Regions from separate parts of the Homo sapiens genome. Here region 1 is linked to region 2. The links are chromatin loops, found by intact Hi-C in ENCODE. Cell type or tissue: heart left ventricle. All regions are shown on one strand. Each heading gives the region's core, and the rest is flanking DNA. Links, peaks and the distances in the headings are about the cores only.

What was found. A loop is a pair of places that touch in the nucleus more often than their neighbours do. Peaks named below come from ENCODE experiments on the same cell type or tissue, not always from the same donor. Only the 100,000 strongest peaks of a DNase experiment are listed, where the experiment ranks them.
Region 1: it touches region 2 in a loop (2.2-fold over the local background); 12 of 110 quality-filtered maps call a loop at or near these places.

What each region holds. Positions count from the first base shown.
Region 1 is chr3:169,220,493-169,228,837 of GRCh38, reverse strand. All of the region lies in intron 2 of MECOM (MDS1 and EVI1 complex locus), which reads left to right. Among named protein-coding and RNA genes, the nearest start is that of LINC01997, 220 kb to the right of the region's middle. In heart left ventricle, for the core only: no CTCF peak of the experiment used is centred there; no DNase peak of the experiment used is centred there; H3K4me3 peaks cover 466 bases; H3K27ac peaks cover 575 bases.
Region 2 is chr3:169,281,751-169,290,095 of GRCh38, reverse strand. All of the region lies in intron 2 of MECOM (MDS1 and EVI1 complex locus), which reads left to right. It overlaps LOC105374206 (a long non-coding RNA gene), which reads right to left. Exons shown (of 3, transcript XR_001741018.2): 2 at 7,795-7,877; 3 at 7,336-7,490. Among named protein-coding and RNA genes, the nearest start is that of MECOM-AS1, 160 kb to the left of the region's middle. In heart left ventricle, for the core only: no CTCF peak of the experiment used is centred there; no DNase peak of the experiment used is centred there; H3K27ac peaks cover 1,189 bases.

The DNA.
Region 1 (8,345 bases), core at 182-8,181, 61 kb after region 2:
TTAAAACTGCAGACTATTGTATCCTTCTAACTCCAGAACAGCTCCGTCTAATGCTGTCCAACTTGGCAATAAAAACAAAATGAAGAAAGCCGAAACACTTTTAGACTCACACCAAGTATGCAGTATTTCAGCCTGACAGGATTATTCCTTGGCTGGAGTGACTTACGTTGGAAGGGGAAGTTTGCATGGAAATGCCTTTGAGGTTAATTGTAATGTCATTAATGTGATGTTATAATCACATCTCTGAATTTCCTTCATAAATTTCTTTTCTATTTTTATCCTGTTTTTATTTTTAATACACTACTTTCTTGAAAAAGTCTACTGTAGTCTCACGAAAATACAACTCCCCTTTTTTAAAGCCCCGTGAAAAACTGGTTTTTGCATAAACTGTAGTTTATAAAAGCATGGTCATCTGTCCTCTCCTGCTTTGCAGTTCCTTTTTAGTCTTTGATCGTAACATACGCCTGCATCATGAGTGACTTTAAATGATCAAATTCAAGTGGCAGCAGATATTGCACTGAGCTTAGAAAAAACAGGTCTTGTGCTAGTATTTCCATTATGACTGTTTAGTATAGTATTGCCCGGAATATGGCAAAACCACCAGAGATAATTCTTTTTAAGAAAATCATCTGTTTAGCCAAATCTGTGGTAGATTTGCGGCACAGACTACAGTAGAGGAGGAACTCAGTATAAACCACAGAAACTGCTCAGGAACGCTGCAAGGCTGTTGTAATCAGATTGCTTGTAGCTACTTGGGCTGTTGTTGGTTCCGTCTGTTGTGATGAGAGCACAGGGCTAGCTACTAGGTTCTCTGGCGTTCCCAGCATTGTCTGTTCTGTTGACCTTTGAATGTATTTGTCTCAATTGTTCTTGGGCTGTGGGAGAAAGACTTTCGGATGAGAAAACAATGGTTCCCATCAGGGACACTGCTCCATACCCACCCTTTGTTTTGGGCTCACTTTCACAGCAACAAAATCCCAAGTTTGGTCATGCTGCCCTCCTGCCTCCTATGTGCTGATTCCCACTTCTGAAAACACATCTTGAATGTGCCTCTTGAAATGTTGTCATTTTTCTAATCTTGTTTCCTTTTTAAAACAAGCATTTTATTCCATGATTTGCACAGTTCTGCATCTATATCAATGACTTTTCACCCATTCCCCCTTTCCAACGCATTTCTTGGGCAAAAGTTTGTGTCCAGCCTGCCATTCAGGAAAGGCAAAGGTTTAGCTCAAATGTGCTACTTTGTGGTAGATGGTTGGGGTCAAAGCCTGTTCATGAGATCTCTGTCCCCATAACCAGAAAACAAATCCCACTGATACCTACCAATCCTTATGATCTGATACAGAGAAAAGAAAATCTATACAGAATTCTCAGAAACATTTACTCTATAGGGCATTTAGCAAATAAATTTCTGGTGTAGGAAAAATAGGATATTATACCAAAATTACAACAGGTAGGAGACAGAATTTTAAAAGTAAGGATTATGATATTCAGAATTTATTTATATGTGTACCTGCTCTCTCTCTCTCTGGGTATATTTTATAATCAAAATATTATGAAGAAAGTATGTATTTTATTTTGCTTTTTCTCAGATGGTAAGATGTTTATATTTATTTTGTTGTTCTGTAAAAATGATCTAGTCCTTTTTCCCATTAGTGAGCTCTTGCTAATATTAGTACTGTGTACAATCTGGGCCTGCTCTCACCTTTCTCTAGAAATCCATCACCATGACTATTTTATAAAATAGTGAGTTTGACTAAATTGCCCGAAGATTCCTTTTTCACAAAAGGAAGCTGTGGTGTCCAGCCAATGACTTGCCTAAGGTCACACAATGAAAAAACTAAAGATGGGTGAAGTTAGACACCTCTTAAACATAGGGCAAGGATTTCCTTTTATAGCCTATGAACATCTACTCTCAAATCAAATGATTTCAGAGATTCTCCTGCCATTGCCCTGTATACAAAAAACAAAAGCAAAATTTTCTTCCATACATGGGAGAAATAGAACTGCTTTTAATGAAGTTCTGAGATTCAGCACAGTCAGTTAAATTCCTTCCAGTTGATAAGCACTTTATGTAAGACCTCTGTAAGTGAAACCTGAAGAACTCCTTTGATTCCCCTTTCCATTATTGATCATTGTTTATAATCTCTTGAACAAAGAGAATACATCTACATTTTATATAGATGTCTAAAGGGAAACAAATCTAGTTTTAATTCCGTGTTATGGTGTTGGTTTTAGGACCTTGGGCAAGTTGTCACTTGATTTTCTCATAAATAAAACGGGGAGAATAACTGTACTTCCTTCGCCCATAGTAAATATTTGATAAATATCATCTCCAGACCTAGAACCAATGTGGAGAAGTTCCAGAAAAGATGTATTGTTACAGTTTATGAAATTCATAATACGTAATTCACAAAGTTTAAATAGATAAAATACTTCATATACAGTTATTATAAATTCCTTTATTCATCTCTATAATAGTTAGAAAAACTTATTCTGAGGGACTATAGGTCCTGTGGAAACTCACACTCCACTTCTACTCTTATTCTTTTTTTATTCAGGTGATATTAGATATAATGAAGACTAACAGTAGTGTTCAAGGTTACCTTTAATGCATCCAGGGTTACCCATAATATTTATTTTACCTCTTTGCACCAGCATTAAAAAAGAAGTGTGAGGCAGGGGTGGTGAGAGAATACTTTGAAGAGAACAAGGAGATAAATGACCATCTAGGTTAGGCAAGATGGGGACGTGCTCAGAAATTATTTGTTAAGTTAAAGAATGTTAAAGAGACAATGGAAGTTTATGTAATAAAATAAGGAGTCCTTTGCTGATTTCTCTTCTTCTACCTCACAGATAGTTTTTGGGCCATTCTCTTTGTGGGTTGCTTATTTCCCGCACCAGTCTGTGGCCCTTAAAGCAAGGGTCTTGGCTGGGCATGGTGGCTCACGCCTGTAATCCCAGCACTTTGGGAGGCCGAGGCAGGCGGATCACGATGTCAGGATTTCGAGACCAGCCTGGTCAATATGGTGAAAGCCCCTATTTACTAAAAATACAAAAATTATCCAGGCGTGGTGGTGCATGCCTGTAGTCCCAGCTACGCAGGAGGCTGAGGCAGAAGAATCACTTGAACCCAGGAGGCACAGGTTGCGGTGAGCTGAGATCGCACCACTGCACTCCAGCCTGGACGACAGAGCAAGACAGTGTAAAAACAAACAAGCAAACAAATAAGGGTCTTAGGACGAGCTGCCTAATATTTCATCTTTGTCAGCAAGAAAAGAAAGTAGAATAGAATATCTTTGGGTATGGGCCCTGTTTTTGAATTTGGTGTAGGGTGTTTTGAGAGAAGATACAGCTAAGATCACCAGTCCTTGATAAGACAGGGTTTCTTTTCTCATATGTGCTTCAAAAGTCACAAATAATCATCCTGACTCTCCTTGGCCCACCTCAAACCACTCTATCCCCATTGGTTTGGATATGGTCAAGTCCAGACATGTCCCTCTAAGCAGCCAGGGCAGCAGAATCTCTACTTAACTAACATTAGTTCTTAATAGACTATGGGATATTGAACATAAAATCCGAATAGCTCTCCACTTGTATTTAGGATGCATTTAACATTTTTCTCATAGTGTCTATATTTTTATTATTACATAGTTAAGTAGATCTTATGCTAAAATTCACATAATGATACTAAATATATTCTCTATAAAACTCATTTTGGAGCCCTCTGGATCAATAAATTGGTTAGCATTATCAATATCATCTCTGCTTTGACATACCTGAAAATCACGTTTCTTTAAGTTAGGTAAATATTTAAGTATGAGAAAAATCTGACCAATGTATTTAGCAGACTTTGTGAATTTTTTTAAAAAAGATTGGTTTTGGAAAATACACACATACATTTTGCCAAGAACTTGCCCCCTAATGTTTAATCTTGTGGCTTTCAGGGGAAATCTAATTTGTATCCTTCGTTTATGCTCGACTCAACAGATTGTTGCACTGTTAGCCAAGTGCTGGATGGTCTTACAGCCCATGGGGCTTTTCAGGTTTCTTGATTCTCTACGGGCCCCCTTGCCTTGCTTCTCAGTCCCTGGTGGATAATGAATGCCATACATTTTAAACTCAGGCCAACTATTCAAAAATTAAGTCACACTACAAACAATGAGCTATCTCAGTATTTGTGAAAACTGGAGAATTATTTCTTTCCCTTCTTCCCATCCCCAATGGCCACTCAGTTTTTACTGTGAGGTTTACTGGGTAGCTGAAGATGATGACTGAAGGAAAGGATATTCCACTGAAGTGATAGACTCAGGATAGCACTGTACTTTTCTATATGTGGGTGACAGTGGCCTGGGAAAGTGTTGGGGCTGCGTTTTGAGAACCCTAGGAAGCCATGGCATCCCCCTCAAGCCATTCAAACACCAAAACAACTCATTTGGGTTTACGTTGTGTTGGATGACCACTGCAGCTTAATCAAGACTTCTTCTTGCCATTGCTTTGAATTTCCATCCACTTAGCCAGTATTGCATGCTCTATCACTGCCAGGCCTTTGTTCTTCCACAGATACTCCTTGGCCCCTTTAGAACACAGTAACAGTATTGTTGGTGATGAAGGGCAGATGGGAAGGAAGGCTTGAAATGGGCCCAGCAGGAGCTGACGTTCTCTATCTCCTCTCAGATTATTTTCTCTCTTACCCTCTAGAAAGCTCCCCATCATACTCCTTAGTATCGATACCACACCATATCCTAGATGAAAGGCACCCCCGTCAGTGGGGCATAGAAAAAACCTAGGGCACGGTAGTCAACTAGAGTATTCCAGTGGCTCAGAAAAAAATTCTGAAGCACTCTTCCTTTTCTTGTGAAGAGCTTTTGGGGTTTAATAATGGCAGGAGTTCCAGGTTGCTCTGCTTCTCTTGGCCAGGCACTTAACCTACAGGAGGTTCCACCTGAGGTCATGGGAGTCACTACTAGTGGCTTGGAACTTGAGGAAGAATAGAGGGGCTCACGGTCCAAATCAGAGGAGATGGAGTTTCTGACTTTCAGAGTAAAGCATGAATACCTTTTCCTATGTACATACTGTTAAATCAAGTGGTTGGATATTGTAGTACTATTACTATCAATAATAGAGTATTTGTTCTATTATAGTATAACTGTAATTCTTTTTACATTAAAGTAGAACTAGGACAAACTATACCATTTGTCACATTATTTCCCAGGGTTCTAACTCCAAGAAATGAGTTCTAATTTCCCAGCAATAAATACACAGTTGAACTTTATAACCTATCACATTTTTTAATTGGAAGTTACTTTATCTTCAAACCTCCTGTTAAAAATATAGGACTTTGAAATACTATGCAGCCATAAAAAAGGATGAGTTCATGTCCTTTGTAGGGACATGGATGAAGCTAGAAACCATCATTCTGAGCAAACTATCACAAGGACAGAAAACCAAACACCACATGTTCTCACTCATAGGTGGGAATTGAACAATGAGAACACTTGGACACAGGGTGGGGAACATCACACAATGGGGCCTGTTGTGGGGTGGGGGGAGGGGGGAGGGGGGAGGGATAGCATTAGGAGATATACCTAATGTAAATGACGAGTCAACGGGTGCAGCACACCAACATGGCACATGTATACATATGTAACAAACCTGCATGTTGTGCACATGTACCCTAGAACTTAACATATAGTAAAAAAAAAAATATAGGACTTTGAAAATGAAATTTGCCAGTATGAAAGCAGAGATACTTAGAGTCATTCTTATACCACAGAATTAGCGATTACTGTATCCAGTCTCACCATTTTATAGATGGGGAAACTGAGGTCCAGAATGGTTCTTCTGTGATCCCTTAGTATTTCCTCACTTTGCATTTTCTTTTAGAAAATGTGAAAAAAATCTAATTGTTCCATGAAAGAAGGCACCGTTCATTATTAATGGAATTTCCTTTTATTCAATTTTGCAGTGTCTGCAACAAGATTATGAAAATGATAATTTGATCTAGAAGTCTTTCCAGCTTCAGCAAGGTTACTTTGTGGAGTTGGAGATAAATGACCAGAAGAAAACTTCACAAAATTAGTGTTTACACTTAATCTGGCAATGAGCTATAATTTGATTGGTAAAAAATTCATTTGGTGTACCTCTGGCCCTTTGCTGCTGGATAATGAAAATTTATATCTGCGTTTCAGACATCTGGGGAGGGCCTGACAGCTTTGGGGCTGAATGAAAGATGATGTCACACTGACCCCTGTCAGCATTTCCTCATAGACTGGTTACCCAAAACCCAACAGCACTCACACTTTTTTTCCCCGCTGCCAGAGCAGACTCTCATTTTTATTTTGGAAAGTTAATGACACTGTAAATCTAATAGGCCATTTTAGTGCCATCATGTGGATATTAAAAAATCATGTGACCAGTCAGGGCACCATATGTGGGCTTCACTGTTGTCTAATGGCAGGAATAAGAGGCTGTAACAAGGTACTGAGGGCAGCCAGTGTTTGGAATTAATTTCGAAACCATAGCTACCTTTAAACTAATTCTGAATCTCTGCTAATGATTATTGTTTGCCATTTCAATTAAGTTTGCTTTAATTAGCTAGCTAATATCAGATTATGTTGGACCTCAGAAAATAATTTACCACTTATAAATTGATGAGTAACTCATATTCTGTGGCACAGCACTGACCCATAGAACTTTCTGTGACGATGGGAATGTTCTCTGTCTGTGTTCTCCAGTAAGGTAGCCTCTAGCCACATGTGGCTATTGAGCACTTGAAACATAGCTAGTGATCTACGGAAATGATAATTTTAAGTAATTAAAATTTAAATAGTGACATGATGGCGCAACTATAATGTAAGACTAGAATATCAGAAAACAACAACAAAAAAGCATTTCCTTCAGGTATCTAGTCTGCCTTTCATTGGTGCCATAGTGGAAAGGCCAAACTACCTGGTGACAGAGCTGAAGTCTGATTTACCTTTGTATCATCATAATGCCTTTTGGACAGGGTAAAAATATTTAGAAGCAAGTGATGCATAAACGAGTGAATGAAGTGGATACGTAGATAATGAATAAATGAATGCAAGCAATTTAAGTGATTTTTTTTCTATTTTACCAGTTCTTGCTGCCCTTTTCCTGAAGGACACGTCAGCCAAAAGTTGTGAGATTTGACAGCCAGATGAATTCTTAGTGATCACTTAGCCCAACCCATTCAAAACCAGACCAGAGTGACTTCCAGGAGCTGCCACTGGCTTTTTTTTTTTTTTTTAACATCTCTTTACGTCTCCAAAAGCTGTGCTCTTGAGTACAGCAAAAAGCCCATGGGTCCAAGGGGGCTAAAGGTAACTGGGCACACAATTCACACTCTTTCACAAAAGAAGGTGGGAAGGCAGGAAACAATTATTTTTGGATGCTAGGGTAATTGTGTAGCCAGATAGAAGTATGTAAAGGGAAATTGAAATAATTTCTGAGTTTACTCCAAAATGTTACCGAAGTATTTAAAAATAACCATTAATGACTGTTATCTAATGTTAGCCTCATAAAATTAGGACAAAGGTGATAGTTCTGGTGAAGAAGAAGATGATGATGATACTATTAGTTAACATTTGTTTACTGCATATTGTTTCAAAAATGATGCTAAATTCTATGTAAGGATTACTTTAGTTAATCTTTGCAACACTGCAAGATAGTTCCAGTATTTGCCCATTTTACAGATGAGAAAAAGAAGAGAGTGTAAGTAGCTTGCTTAAGGTTATGCAACCAATACAAGGCATAGATGGATTTTAAATCCAAACAGCCTGATTCTAGAATTACATCTTTAAACATTATTGTATAGAGTGCCTTTCCCTAATCTTCTTCTTCGATTTTCTTCCTACTTTCCTTCCTTCCTTTATTCATTGATTTAGCAAATGATTTTTAAGCCCCAACTATGCGCCGGATATTGTTCGAGCCTCAGGAAATACACTAGTCAACAAGACAGACAAAAATTCCTGCCCTTATGGTCTTTCTCTTCTACTGGTGAGAAAAGACAATAAAAAAGTTAAGAAAAAAGTGTAGCTTATTGGCAGGCACGGTGGCTTAAGCCTGTAATCCCAGCATTTTGGAAGACCCAGGTGGGTGGATCACCTGATGTCAGGAGTTTGAGACCAGCCTAGCCAACATGGAGAAATCCCGTCTCTACTAAAAATACAAAAATTAGCTGGGCGTGGTGGTGGGCACCTGTAATCCTAGCTACTTGGGGGGCTGGGGCAGGAGAATCGCTAGAACCTGGGAGGCGGAGGTTGCAGTGAGCCAAAATCGAGCTACTGCACTCCAGTCTGGGTGATAGAGGGAGACTCCATCTC
Region 2 (8,345 bases), core at 116-8,115:
TAGGGTAGTATCGGGGCTGATATACTTAAGGTTACTGTTGTCGGCTTCTCAAGGTGTAGTCTAAGCATAGAACCTTTCATTAAAGGGCAATGCTACAGCAATCCAAAATAGTTAACACTCCTCCTGGTACCTTCTCAAGAAGAGAGTCATGTCCCAGAGGTGGGCTCACCAAGCTACTTTTAAATTATGCTTCAATCTGATGACTTCAACAGGGTTTAACTTCACTTAGTGGCAAAGCTTATTTTCAGGTTTCCATATATGAGACACAAAGAAATAACTAGCTAAATACAAGTTGTTTTCCAACCTCAGATGGGAAGTTAAAATTCCTGCTTCTATTTTCTAATTCCTCCTCTTTATTCCCCTGCCCGAGCACTACAAAACTCATCAGGAGTTAATTTTTTTTAGCCAAGTGGTAATCATTTGATTTTAGTCAAACTCTCCATTGGCCTAATACAAATGCCGAGTAAGAGATGAGGGTTGCACAGCCTGTCAGGGGTAGCTCAAGTAGCTGTTTGTTCAAAGTATTTGCTGAAGCAGAAACAACCCTTTTTGTTTTGAAAGCATGTTAATGTGCTAATGAAATGCACAAAGCAAAGAGGTTCATCCATATAAATGGGTCATTTAAATAATGAACAAGAAGGAAGGATGTGGTTTGGTGTCAGTACTGATTAATTAGGACATAAAAATAAGTAACCATCCCAACATTGGCTGCCTCCCTTGAAACTTACTCTATTAGTGGGCAATGAAGTTAATGCAATTGACAATATAATTACAGGTTAGTGAGCAGAACAATCCACGAGGAGGTTCTTGTTTCATTTACAGCTTTAATTAGCTAGATAGCATCTCTGTGTTAATTTTCTCATCTCTACCTTGCTAATCTTCTGGTCCTCATAGAAACAAAAAACCTGTTGTTTTCAACTAATTTCTTAGAATGTTTTGGGTACCACATATAGATATATAGTATTGTTCTAGGTATTCAATTCAACTAACTTTTATTAAATGTCTACCATCTGATATTCACTGTGCAAGCACATGCTAGTGAGTTTATAGAACTGTACTTCAGATAAATGCAACGACGTCCACCAGCGACTTATTTTTATTGCTCTCTTCTCTGGAATCCTTTTGTCTTTCATAAAAAAAGTTCATAAAGTTTCTAAGGTCTGGTGTTAGTGGACTGTGTTGAAGTTGATGGCATATTGTCAGATTTATTCCTTCACCAAAGAGTTAACCTTGAGGCAACTTTATGCAATCTATTTTACACAATCGTGATTGAGGATAACACAGGTAGTTGAAAGTTAATTATCAACTCTGCTTCAAATACTGACGGAACACCTAACTTGAGATCTATTAGCATCACTGGAGGTCATTGAGACTACTGGAAGGGCACTTGGAACACACACACACAGACGCACACGCAGCAGATTACATGAGACAACAACAAAACCCCATAGAATACCACTTCAGATGCCTCCCCACCCCAATAAGCGTGAATGTGATTTGATTAGTATTTTCTTGTTACTATTAAATGATGGCTCTGCTGCTCGTTTTGGTTCAGGACAAATCAACTGCCAATTGCTAAATATTCTCAAAGAACTAATTTCATTCTGATAGAACCTTTTCAATGTTATATTCAAAAAGCCCATTTTTAACCTTCCAGTGTAGAAATAACTTTCTTATATTGTGAAATGAAAGAAGAAATCAAAATTAAGTTGTGTTTTGGAGAATAAAGAAGAAAGATACTCTTTATGTTGTAGCAATGATTTGTATCAGATTCCTTCTCTAAGATTTGTACTTCTTATATTTATTTTTCTTGCCTATTCCCCAGGTTTTTAGTTCAAAGTAAATTATCAAGATTTTTTTTTTTTTTACTAAAACTTGCCTCTTTCCTCTTTCTCCCCCTACCCCCCAAGTGTAAAACATGGAGAAAGCAGAATTTTCTGTTTTTTCCATAATGGTTCATTTGTATTCTCTGAACCCAAGACTAAGGCAAGTTCTAATGTCTTACTGTTTTATATCACCACTGAGGTAGCAGTGACATGCTGGCTGCTGATGAATAAATATATTTATCTGGCTTCTAAACCTGCTTACACTGTTGAATAATGAGCAGATGTTAACAATTACTCTAAATGTCTTGGATATTTTGTAAAACTTTTATCAGACTTAGAGTGGTTTATTGATTTAGTCAGAATCATGCCCTGGGCACAAAACATATTGTCGTATGGGATTCAACGTGGGCGGAATGCATGTCCATTAACATTTTAAACTCCTATACAAGGGCCCTGCTTCTGGAACCTTCTGAACAGTAGGTATCTCTAATATGTTCTTGCTCTTCCTGCATAAACCAAAGCATATTTATTGACAATTTTTTTACGGCCTCACTTTTAAGGATACAACAATTGTATCCATAAAATACAATTCCTAATTGTACAAATAATTAGGAATGAAAAAAATGAATATAGGATTTGAACACCAGCTTCATGCATTTCAAGTAAACATTACAATCCAGCACAGTAACAACTACCCATGTTTGTTTCTAAAGTAAATCAACAAAAATCTATATTCCCATTTCTCTGGAATTATGCTTTGTTTTTTATTTTTTTAATAACATCAAGCCATTTTAGTTGAATGATACAGAAAGTCACTTTGAATTCAAATATAAAATAAGGTCATCCATCATGTTAACAATTTAATTACCTGAGTATATATTTTTCCAGCAAAACAAAAAAAACATTATTTGTTGTGTATCTTATTACTGAGCTGTTGCCTCAGGACAGCTTGGCTGTCAGTGGACAGGCCCTGTGGTAAGCAATGGTGAGATAGGGAGCAGATAAGCCTGGCAGTCCTCTGCCTTTCTTTCAGGCCCTCTCCATCCGTGTTTCCTGGAGGCCTTACCTGTTAGGGTCCTTGTAATCTTTGTGGCAACAGTGAAATGGTGACTTGTAAAGGCAGCGAAGCATGACAGAGAGAGAGAAAGGGTCGAATGAAATAGAAATGTGATATTTTCTATCTTCGGAGGGCCCAGGAAATAGGACTCCAGCTGCCGAGCTGGGGTTTGGCATTCAGTATCACACCGAGTACAAGGAATGTTGTGAGATTTATTATTTAGGACTCATGGAAGAGGCAAATTAAACAATGCACTAGTTTCTCTTATTGTTTAAGTAGCTGCCTTCCCAGTGATTTCAGATAAAGGTATAAGTTCAGCACTGAGGAAATGAGATCAGAATAAGGGAGGCAAATTGGAAAAGAACAGCTTCTGGGTTCTTCTCGGGGCGTTGGAATTGCCGGGCTACCTCCCTTTTGAGGACTCACCAGGTAGCAGGCAAATGTCTGTAATGTGGGTCTGTTGCTGTTTGCTTGTTTGTTTTTTAATTGTACACCCTGACTCCTACAAATACCTATAACAACACAACCTAATACGTTGATCATATAGCAACAATCCTTTCTAATCTAGGGAGTGGTGGACATAAAAATGGCAAGGAATTTTTTGTCCTGCTTTTACAATTTTATGCACTATGGTGGTTGGCAGTTTTATTTTGGCCTGATTCCTTGCAGGGAGCGTTGTCAACCGTGGAAGACAGAAAACAAAGACCAGACTTAAACCAACCATTAGTACATGCTGCCTGTTTCCTGGCTGGATAATGTTACAAGAAGGGAAGGTATTCTATTCTTACTCAGGCTCTGCATCGAGGATAAGTTTTGCATTTCAGAGTGGAAGACTAATAAGTGATAGAGACAACAGGGCTTGGTCAACAACTTGGGTATGAATCACCCAGGTAGCAGAGGGGGAAGCTGCCTAGAAGGAAATCTTTGCTTCTGAACCTCATCCAGGCAGCCCTACTGGGTCCCTCTCTCATTTAACCTGAGAGAACTTAGTTCAAGAAATACGTTCATTCTGTTCTTGCCTCAAGAAGAGCTACTGATCATTTTATGGTTAAACAAATCCACAGAAGTTTCTTCGAAGTGAATTTCACTGTGGATGATTCAGAAATTGCTGATGATGGCAAGGAGAGGGTAGATTTTCTTATGGGTTCCTTGATAACTTTACAAATGCATCTGATTTTCACAGCGAATGCATGTTTTCATAAATGGAAACAAATAAAACAGTAGGCAAGGGCTTTTTCAAATGCTTGCCAAGTACATTAAACACACAAAAGTACATTCACAGCGAAAGTTGGTTGAAAACAGCTGTTTTAAAGGATTTTTGTTGAATGTAGTTAACAGCATCATCATTATAAGGCCTGAAGCAAACATGTTACTGATTACACCCCATTAAGAAATTGGAATGCATTCCCCCAAGGAAACACCATAGCACATGCTATTTGAAAATAACAACCAGCTCCAAAACGCTCAGCTAAGACTTTGTTACGGATTGTGCAGCCTATCTAATAAAGATAAAACTCTCAGGAAAATGAGAGTACATCTTATCTTAACTAATCAGAATATTTTTCACAATATTGTTTGAGTGGAGGTTTCCTTGGCGTCTTTCACCTTTTCCCCAAGCTGGCTCTGTTTACTGCAGTCACACACTTGTAGCTGAAATTCTACAAGATACCAGATATGAAGGAAGTTCGGAGATTCAACTTGCTATTGCATGCAAATTCAGCTGACCATTTGTTTGAATGTGAAACTCTATGTAGTTCTAAGTCAGCTTCTTATCAAATGTTGTTTATCCTGGGAGCGCAGAGTATTCTTCAGGTGGGACAGAAAGCTCTGGTGGGGTCTGTGGGACATGGAAAATTTAATAAGGACCATGGGATTAGGGCTCTGAGAAATAATGTTCATGTGTTGAAAAGGCACTGTCAAAACGCCACAGAAGCAGGGCTGCAGAGCGTCTGCAGCTCAGCTGTTATTGTCCAGCCTGTGTCTGTGCTGCCTGTCCACCATGGCACAGACACGGCTCTACAAACACTTTTCATAATGGCCCAGAAGCCTCCTGAGGGCCCTGGGGAGTTAGGTAGAGAGGAATTCAAAGTCCAATACTCGGTAAGAAGAAGTTAAAAAAAATTTTTAAGGCTTTTATAACTTTACACACATCTGAAAGAGAGGTCAGATTTCTCCTGGTGATGAAAGAGTCACCGCTGGGGACTAACCTCCTTTCACACCATGGGGGCCACACCATGGATCCTGTTGTGAAGGGCAACCTCCCCTCTCCCACTTCCTGAAAGGTGGGGTCACTGCCCGAGATGGTGAGGAGGACTGCAATGTCCATGGAAGTACTGGTGTCTTATATACATGTAAAACTCAGTGATAATTATGGCAACACTAACATGAGAAATTATATGATAATAAATTAAGAATTTTGTAGTTATTATTTCACTGTGTCATTCACCTTTGACTCCTAGTGATGGGACTTTTGATGAGTGCTTTAAGCTTTGTGAACCTCTATGTCCTTATTTTTTACAAGAGAATTATAAGACCTATCATATACAACTTTTGTGAGCAGCACATTCTTAGCATATATATATGGATATTTATCTATACATTTGTATATACACACACATTTGTGTGTGTGTGTGTGTGTGTGCGCTCATATACTTTAAAAAAAGGATGTCAGCATTGCTTGGAGATTCAGGGCCTATTTGAAATTTAAGATTGTGAGAGAGGCCTAATTATTTGTTAAAGGGGAGAATGTTCCTGGGAAAAATCCTTCTCCTCCACCAGTTTGGAACTTTGGAGACCCTCAGGATTAAGCTGAGGGAAAAATAGACTTCTTAGGCTAGAGTGCATCCCTGCCCAGAGTGATCAGGGATCCTAATCTCAACGCTCAGGATTCCCAAGACCACGAAGGAGGCTGCTAGAATGTGACCCCGTGGTTTCCGAAAGGTAATTATACATGCCAGATGGCAGTATCTGGGAGCAGGCGGTATCGTAAATGCAGTTCCCTGTGTCGTAACCTAAACTTCATTTTCCCTTATCGCATGGTTCTTGGAGTGTGGAAGGCTCTCCTTGGGCAGAGTCTTGATGGGAGAGCTCTGAACTCAGCAGAGAAGACTGGGCACAAAGCCTGGCACCAGCAATTGGCCTGTGCACCTGAAGGAACTATTTCGAATGGGACACTCTTTACAAAGCACCTTTTGTCCAGGCTGACAGTGAGTGTGGGGAAAACTAGTGGAAATGGTGATAAGTTTATTACACCAAAACTTTGATGTAACAGATAAATCTATTATTGATAACACTGCAACCATGAGTCTTGGGAAATGTTTTTGATAACATGACACAAATATTAGTATTACCAACTATCAGTAGAAGCCATTTGCCAGAAAAAAAATACAGGTGATTTTGAACAAAGGCAATGGTGATAGGGGCCAGCTAAGAGGCCAGGTAACTATGTAACTCTATCACCATTTCCTTTTTCAATGAATTGTGGGCAAGGTAAATAATTTTAAGGAACCTACATGTAAATGCATTTCAGAAATAATTTCACTACTTAGAGTAAAATTGATGTATTGTCCATTAAATATGAGAGAGATGCCAGTAAAATTGTACCCAGAAATTCTGGAGATGAGATCTATAATTAGAAATTTCATCTTCACAAATGAAAGTGAGCTGGGAGGTACATTCTTTATCATATGAGTATTATTCTGTCTTATTATTGTTTAAATAATTGAGGCAATGTATTATTTTTCCTGGCAAGCAAGCTATTTTTTTCTTATTATACAAATAATTATCTCTTTTTTTTTTGAGATGGGGTCTTGTTCTGTCACCAGGGCTGGAGTGTAGTGATGCTGCCACATCCAGTTAATTTTTAAATTTTTTGCAGAGATGAGGTCTCACTATATTGCCCAGGCTGGTCTTGAAGCCCTGGGCTCAAGTGATCATTCTGCCTTGGCCTCCCAAAATGCTGGGATTACAGGCATGAGCCACCATGCCTGACCTCTTTTTTTGTAATAAGTGTATTCATTTTCTTCCATAAACCCTCATCCCTTTCTCCCTAAATTCTGTAATCATTTACTGAACATCTATTATATTCTAAGTGCAGTTTAAGTTACTAGAGAGAGATAGAGAAAATAGGTTGAATCTCTGATCCTGAGCAACTCATATAACTTCTTTTGTTCGAATTCTAGATGTGATTGAAGTCAGCATATACTTTGAATAACATTGTCCCCATGGAAAAAAAAGTTTCTCATAGAAATTACCGTAAAAAAGGGATCTCTCAAGTGGGTGGCCATATGCCAGTGGTTGCATTGGGGCACAGAAAAAAAAAAATTAAGAACTGTTTCTACTGTTATACACTCATATTTTTATTTGGATTTATCAATATACATATTATTATATCATATTATATATTAGTACAGTAGCATAATTGATTAATTTATAAATAAATATATTAACATATTGGAGGTGCACACTCAACAAATTTTATTGATGGGTATGTGATGATAAATGCTTGAGGACTACAGCTCTAGATTACATTCTTAATGAGGGCAAAGGGCCTGGCCATCTTGTTTGGCCTTTTACTGTGAATGGCAGCGTCGGTCACATTTGGGCACCTAATAAATATACAGCAAAGAATGAATAAATGAGTAAATAAATAAACAAATACTTTCTCTTTCCTTTACAGCTGCTAAATAAAAGTGGTCTATTTAATAAATTCATTATTCATAGCATGTGGCAATGTGCTAGACAGAATATATTTTATAAAAGACCCTGACACAGACATGTTATCTTCTCCCTAGATTTGGGGTCTAATTGTAGGTCTATGCAGCATATCTGGGGGGATACCTTCTTCAGGGTTTAGCAACTCGATATCCCTCAAATCGCACTTCATGGGCTACTCCTGTGCATATTGCTTACTTGCTTGACCTTGAAAATAAGGTACTGTGGAGTCAACACTTGAAGGAATCCAAGAAGGTTATCTGGTTGATCTCATTTCCTTTCTGGATGAGACAATACAGACAAATAGGCTTATACTCTATTTTAAACAATTCTATATCCTCCCCCAGGAACCTAATTAAGTGCTGGAATTTGGGTTTACTTTTAGAGATAATAGATATTTGACCAAGAAAAAAATATGGTAATGGTAAGTTCCTTAGGTTTATCGAATATTCAGTGCTTAACATTGTTATTCTTTCTCCTCTTCTTTGTTTCAGTAGAGAGGAGGATGTAGGTTTTGTGAATTCATAGAAAGCTTGGAGGTTGGCAATATAGTCCCAAGGAAATAATGTGCAAAACAACAACAAAAACCCAGGTGACTAAAGTTTTGATATTTTCTCTGCAAATGCATTCCTTTTACCACTTCCATATTTACGGTTCAATTAAGTCTTTTTTTAAAAAAAATTTTTTTTTGAGACAGGATCTCATTGTCACCCAGGCTGAAATGCAGTGTTACAATCTCAGCTCACTGT